Linked DNA regions of Homo sapiens: region 2 is linked to region 1. A link is a contact called in ENCODE Hi-C data. All regions are on one chromosome and are shown on one strand. The core of a region is the stretch at or near the end of the contact, and the rest is flanking DNA. Distances in the headings are between cores, read along the strand shown.

What was found. A loop is a pair of places that touch in the nucleus more often than their neighbours do. Pooled maps may share reads with other maps.
Region 2: a loop to region 1 is called in a map of gastrocnemius medialis, with 2.3 times the contacts of the local background. The contact joins the enhancer-like site here to the promoter of TULP3 in region 1. A Hi-C loop is called at or near these places in 3 of 168 maps with a recorded cell type or tissue (ascending aorta, gastrocnemius medialis and mammary epithelial cell) and 4 of 50 pooled maps.

The regions. Positions count from the first base shown.
Region 1 is chr12:2,889,608-2,892,886 of GRCh38, reverse strand. TULP3 (TUB like protein 3) reads right to left here and starts at 1,996. Exons shown (of 11, transcript NM_003324.5): 1 at 1,899-1,996. The coding sequence starts at 1,939. RefSeq lists a silencer at 2,101-2,150 and an enhancer at 2,421-2,600.
Region 2 is chr12:3,251,099-3,254,531 of GRCh38, reverse strand. The region is part of intron 3 of TSPAN9 (tetraspanin 9); the gene reads right to left. Among named protein-coding and RNA genes, the nearest start is that of LINC02827, 48 kb to the left of the region's middle. Within about 2 kb of position 1,936, at least 14 of the 41 ENCODE cell types and tissues checked have a DNase peak (open chromatin) inside an H3K27ac peak, as active enhancers do; they include ascending aorta and gastrocnemius medialis, where a contact is called at or near this core.

The DNA of each region.
Region 1 (3,279 bases), core at 747-3,246:
AAAAAAAAAAAAATTAAAATTAAAAGAAAAGAAAATAAAATTTAAAGAGCTAGTTTCTTTCGGAAGAACAAGGAGGGGGCCAGGCGCAGTGGCTCACGCCTGTAATCCCAGCACTTTGGGAGGCCGAGGTGGGCAGATCACCAGGTCAAGAAATCGAGACCATCTTGGCCAACATGGTGAAGCCCCGTCTCTACTAAAAATACAAAAATTAGCTGGGCGTGGTGGCGCGTGCCTATAGTCCCAGCTACTCAGGAGGCTGAGGCAGGAGAATCACTTGAACCCGGGAAGCGGAGGCTGCAGTTAGCCGAGATCGCACCACTGCACTACCGCCTGGCGACAGAGAGAGACTCCGTCTCAGAAAAAAAAAAGGAAGGAAAAGCCTCTTGGTCCCAATTTCAAAGTCAATCCCGCATCCCGTTTTTTTTTCCCCAAAAAATCTGAGTCATATCAAACATCTGGTACTCATGAAATTTACTACTTTAAATTCATGGAATTAAAACTGAGCGCCCACAACTGAACAAATATTTTCGGAATTCAACCAGAGATGCTGAATACTAACTTTATCTCCTCTACCACTTACACCTGTAAATGTAGTTTTCTTCCTCGACTTGGGAAAAAAAAAAGCACAGTGAACAAATTTCAGAGTGCAGCTATCACCTCAATAGAACTTGACGAAAAAGGAAAATACATGTTCTTTACCCCCAACAACTTTGTGACAATTTTTAAAAATGGTTTAAAATTGTTTAAATATCTACTAGTGGAAATATCAAACTAAATACTTACACGTCAAATCATTTTTTTTTTAAGGTGACAGGATGTCACTGCGTTGCCCAGGCTAGCGAGCTCAGTGGCCCAACACAGGAGTTTGGAACTCCTGGGCTCAAGGAATCCTCCCTCCTCAGTCTCTCGAGTCGCTGGAACTACAGGCGCGCACCACCGTGTCCGGCCAAATTTTAATTGATTGACTGATTGATTTTATTTTATTTTATTTTTTTCTAGAGATGGGGGTCTCGCTATCTTGTCCAGGCTGGTCTCGAACTCCTGAGACCAAGCGATCCTCCTGCCTTGGCCTCCCAAAGTGCTGGGGATAATAGACGTGTTCCAAGGCGCCTGGCCCCAAATCTTTGTCTTGGTAATGGAATAAAAAGCGGGGTATACAGTTGGCGTGTAGGGCTTAAATCCTCAGATGACGCCAAAGTTTCTAACCAATGATTTCAAACGGCTTCCCATTAACTTCTCATTAACCTAGCGAACAAGAAAGTGACACGCTGAGATTTTGGATCCTTTTTTTTCCGAGGCTCTCCCTCTGGCAGAGAAAGAGGCGCACAAACAAGGGGTGTGGCCCACTGGCAAATCAGTCAGACCATCCCGAATCAGGGACAAACACTGGAAAGCAGAGAGGAAAAAGAAGTTTCGCGTTTCCGCTCCTCGGACTCTGCTCCAGAATTCAGCTTTACCCGTCCGAAGCAGCGGCGTCAGAACAAGCTACTAAACATCACCCGCACCGCCTCCCGGGAGGGGCTGGGTCCCCTCTCGGCTGTGACACCGCCGGGCAGTGGGAGCTGAGCGGGGCCAGCGCCTCTCCCCCGAGGGAAACCCGAGGCCCAGAGGGGCCGAGGGAGCCCGTCACGAAAACTCCAGAAGTTCCTAAGCAGGGACCTGAACCAAAGGTCTCTGCCCACGGCGCGGGATGTAGTGCCGCCGCTCCACTTGAGAAAGGGGTCCCCACACGGGAGTAGGGCGAGGGGGTCGCCTCCCGCCGCCGAAACCAGTCCCTCCCTGAGTCGCCAAGTCCCGAGTCCCGCCCTCTCCCCGCAGGGCTCCCGGAGAGGACCTCCGCCTTCTCGCTTCGCCCCTCCGCCTCGCTCAGGAGGAGACCTGCCACGGCCCTGTCTGACCTGTCGCCGCTGGGACTGAGCCGGCAGCGCGAAGCCTCCATGCCCGCCACCGAGGAAGCCCCCACCACGTACACACTCTTCCCCGCCGTCGCTAGAGTGGCTAGGCTGGCACGCCGCCGCGTCCCGCCTCCTGGCAACCGCGTTCCACACTGTCGCCGCCGCCGATTGGTCCGTGTTCTCGTGGCTCCTGTCTCATTGGCTATTGCCGGGGCCCAACGATGCGGGAGGGTTGCTAAGGGGCGGGAGGCGAGCGGGAGTTAAACGCGCCTGCGCGGGGGTGGGGTGACGCGAGCTAAGGCTTGGTCCTCTGGAGCGCCTCGCGGGGCCGGTACTGAGCGGGAAGACTTTGTTTTTGCCTGGGCCTCGCCCGCCGCGCGGCCAGCAGGCGAGTCCGGTCAGAGGAGTCTCCTATACCGCACCAACCGCCACGCACGCAACGGCTCCTCGCACCCCCGCCATTTTTACCGAGCCCACCCAGAGCGCTTCCCGAGGTCTGCCCTGTGAGGATGTACAGACCTCTGCCGCTTCCCATTCTGGCCCCTGCCCTGATACCAGCGGCCTTCGTGGACCCCCTCTGGTACCCTCTCCACTCCATCAGTCACTCCCAGTGAAACGCATCTTCCATAGGCTGGCCTTGAACTTCAACTGCACAGAACTTAAGCTTCCCCTACTCCAGCCCAAGCTTTTAGGTCATTCCTAGACCTGCTCTACAGACTCCCCTAAAGCACACGAGGGAATCCAGAGACTTTAATTTTTTGAGACAGGGTTTCTCTCTCGCCCAGACTGCAGTGCAGTGGCCCGGTCTCAGCTCACCGCAACCTCCGCCTCCCAGGCTCAAGCGATTCTCCTGCCTCAGCCTGTGGAGTAGCTGGGATTACAGGCAGGGGCCACTACTGCCTGGCTATTTTTCGTATTTTTAGTAGAGATAGGGTTTCACCATGTTGGCCAGACTGGCCTCTTAACTCCCGACCTCAAATGATCCACCCGCCTCAGCCTCCGAAAGTGCTGGGATTACAGGCGTGGGCCCGTCCTGGAGACTCTTTCCATCTACCTTTCTACCTCCTGTGGGCCTTCCTCAAACATCCATAGCCCACCGTGAGAGCCCCTGTCTAAATGTGTACTCTTGTCTCCAATAAATCCCGTCCCCAAATGTCAGTCCCTTTCTCCCTACCGACATGCACATTATAGTCCCTACAAAACATCCTGAGTCCTGACAAGTCACTGCACAAATGGCTTTATGGCGTTCTAAGGTCAAAGTTGTTTCCACATTGGTTTTGAACCTACAAGTTAGTACTTTAGGAGGCACACGCTGAGAGTGGACCGTTACACTGCCTGGGTCAGCGTGCACTCACTGTGTGACCTGTGCATGGTTCATTCTCTG
Region 2 (3,433 bases), core at 687-3,186, 360 kb before region 1:
GCTGTCACTTTGGTGAAGAAATGTCCAGCATGTAGCTGGAAACCTGGATCGGGCACAAGGTTGGTGTAGAAGGTGCCCACAGGCCTGACCCAGGGGAAGGGGCAAGGCTGGGCACTCGCGTCCATTTTCTGTTGACTTGTGGGCAGTTCTCCCTCGCTTCTCACCTCTAGAATGAAGAGACTCCCTCAGCATTGAGGGGGTGGGGCAGGGGCCAGGGATGAGGGCAAGGAAGAGAGCGTCTGAGCATTGAAAAGGTCAGAAAAGAAGCTGGAGTCCTGAAGGTAGTAAGCACCTGACCCCAATAAAACAAAGCAGGGCCTCACAGAGGCATGGGCCCCTGCCCAGCCTGTGCTGCAGGAGTGACTACTGTCAGCACCATTTACAGAACCAGCCTGTGCTCCAGGCTCGGGGCTGGGTGCTCCGGATGCATCATTACATTTCACTTCACACCAGTCACAGGAGGTGGTGTTGATAACCAAGACTCAGCAGGAGGGCCAGGACTTGTTCCCAGCCCCATTTGACGCTATCATCCTTATCCCTCCACTCCCCTGCTGGGCATCAGAATCACCTGAGCATTTTCACAGGCTCCACCCTGGACCTCCTGTTGCACGAGAGTCTGCAGGGCTGCAGCCACGCACCTGGGGTTCTGGGGCTTCCAAACATCCACAGGTGCTGCTGATGCCTGGCCAGGAGGGCACACCACCAGGCCCACGCACAGCAGACAGAACATTCCCAGGGACACACTGCCCACATTCCCTCCAGAACAAACACCCTGTCACCACCACCACCAGCCTCCCACCCTCAATAAAAGGGGTCCAAGGGCAGTCGCCAGATCCCAATTCCCACCTGTCACCCTGTGGACCTTTAATGAAGATTGCCATTTCTACCCGAGTGGACCTGGGCTGATCGCTGGCCTGTGCTCTCTGAGCTTCATCATCGCAGGGACTGTCTACAAGGATGTTCTGCAAACCCCATGGCACTGGCCGAGCTCAGCGAACACTTCCTGCGGCAGACACCCTTCCTTTCCACCAACTATCTCACTGCATCCTCACCACAACCTATGAGGAGGTGGGTGCCACTGTCACCCCCATTCACAGATGAGAAACGAGGCCCAGAGAGGTCAAGGAACTTACCAGGGTGAGAGCTAGGCAGGTCAAAGCCAGAATCCAAAATCTTAAGCACCAGGCTCCACTGCATCCTTCATGAGTGATTGTTATTACTTTGTTCACTGAGCCGGCAGGCAGCCTCCTAAGCAATTTAATGATCTTTACTGCATTTTTCCTATCGTCTTTTTATTTGGTTTTCTTAGGAACGCGGGCCTGCTTAGGGCAGGCTTGGGCTGGTGGGAGAGAGAGACTGTAATACATGAAGCAGTACGACAGGCTCTGTAGCCATCCCAGAACGTGTTGATCACCACCCCCGAGGACACAGGAGCACTTCTGAGAGGTGGGTCAGATCCACATGAGCCCCTGCTTTCCAGGTGGGAGAGAGTAAACAGGGCGGTGCAGTGGCTCACTCGGACACGCCACGCAGCAGTTCAGTGGGAGGGCATGACAACCAGGCCTCCAAATGTGAGTTTAGGGCCTGCTGTGCAATCGTGAAAACCTTCTTCCAGACTGCCCTGAAATAGCCCCATTTCCCACCTTCTGCACCCCCTCCCCCTAACAGATGTCCACCGGCCCTCAAGGGAGAAAGTGACACGCCCCCAGCAGCCCGCTCACTCAGCCCTGCAAAGGAAGGGTCCTCAGCTTAGCCTGAGAGGCACCTCTTTCTGTTCCCTTCAGTTTAAAATAGGCCACACGGATGCCTGCCAAGATCCCATGCTCTTGGCTAACAGGAGGGTTATATTTCTGGCTGCGCACCGTGAAACATTGGACCAGGGAAGGCTTCCCAAACCAACAGCTGACTCCGGCTGTGATGACAAGAGGATCTTGCAAGAGTCGGCCCAGGCCCAGCTAGCGGCAGGCTCCCCGCATGTGTACAGTAGGAGGGGGCTCCGTCCCCACCCCCGGAGCTCTGGGAGTGCAGGGACGGCTATATAAGGGCATGGGGCTGGGGGGAGCCCAGGGGCTGGGATTTCTCCCTGGCCCCGGAGAGAGCACCCGCTCACACAGGCCTGTGCACACACCTGCCACGGATGAACATTCCTGCGTGCCATTCCCTGGCCTGGAATGGGCTTCCCCATCTCGCTGCCATCACCATACCCTCTAAACGCCATTCCAGTCTCACCTGCTCCACGAAGCCTGGCCAGAGGCTACACCTCTCCCTGGCCACACCAGCACCAGGGAGTGTGGAAATCATATTCCCCACAGGAACTGGGTAGGAACTAGAGGCGTCTGGTCTTAGAGAACTTGAGGGACACGGCAACTCTGAACATGGAGGTATGCAGAGTTTTAAGTGCGGGGGGCGCTCCATGGTTCATGGGGTCTGCCCCATGAGACTCTAGTGGGGCAGAACAGGGACCAGGTGCTAGAAGCTACAAAGTAAAAAACGACCCCTCACCCTCACTCACGCAGGGACCCAGAGCTGGCCGATGTGGTGGCTTAACCATGAGGTCCCCACCATGAGAAGTCTGGGTGGAAGCCCAGTGGCCCCCTGCCAGGACTCTGCTTCAGGCAGGGGCTGTCATGTGAGCTGTTGGTCCCAGCCCCTTCTGGCTCCGTATTTCTCCACTACACTAGGGGCTCCCTGGGAGCCGGGTCCCCTTTCCAGCATAACACTCCTATCCCAGCTCTGAGCTCAAGCCGGTGCCGACAGGCTGCCCATTCCTCCAGGGGCTGACAGCTGGTGCCAACAGTCAGAGGAAGGAGGCCCAGGCAGCCAGAGGTGCTGGAACCCACCGTCCTGTGTGTCCCTCTGTCCCTTAAAACTAAAGATGTCCTTTGCAACAAAAGAACCTCTTCCCACACATACAGCCCTAGAAATTCACCAGAAGCAGAACGGTGGTTATCTCTAGATGATGGCATTGTGAATGACTTTAATTTATGCTATTTTCATATATCTCTATTATTTCCAGTACTCTCCAGTGACTATACTAGTTTTATAATCAGAAATCAACTTTTGAAAAAAGAACTTTTGAAAAAAGAACTTCCTTCTCCCCTCTCAGACATGACCATCATTAGTCGAGATCTGCCACTCAGAGTCCCCAACCCTACCCCTCCTCCTCCCCACACCCCCAGCACCCTTCCACCAGGGAGGATGCCACCAATGCGAGGGGATTTCATCACCGGGGCAGCTCACTGCTGGGGCCTGTGAACAGCCTGCGGCACACAGCGGGTGCAAGCTGAATGCTTAGTCATGGAGGAGGTCTCTGCTGGGGCTCTACATGCCACCAAGTCTCCCCAGCCATCTCCAAAGACAGCCTTTGATCTTGAAAATGTCCACAACTTCTAAGTAGCCCACAGTGCCACAAAGTCACCAACTGAAATCCTTC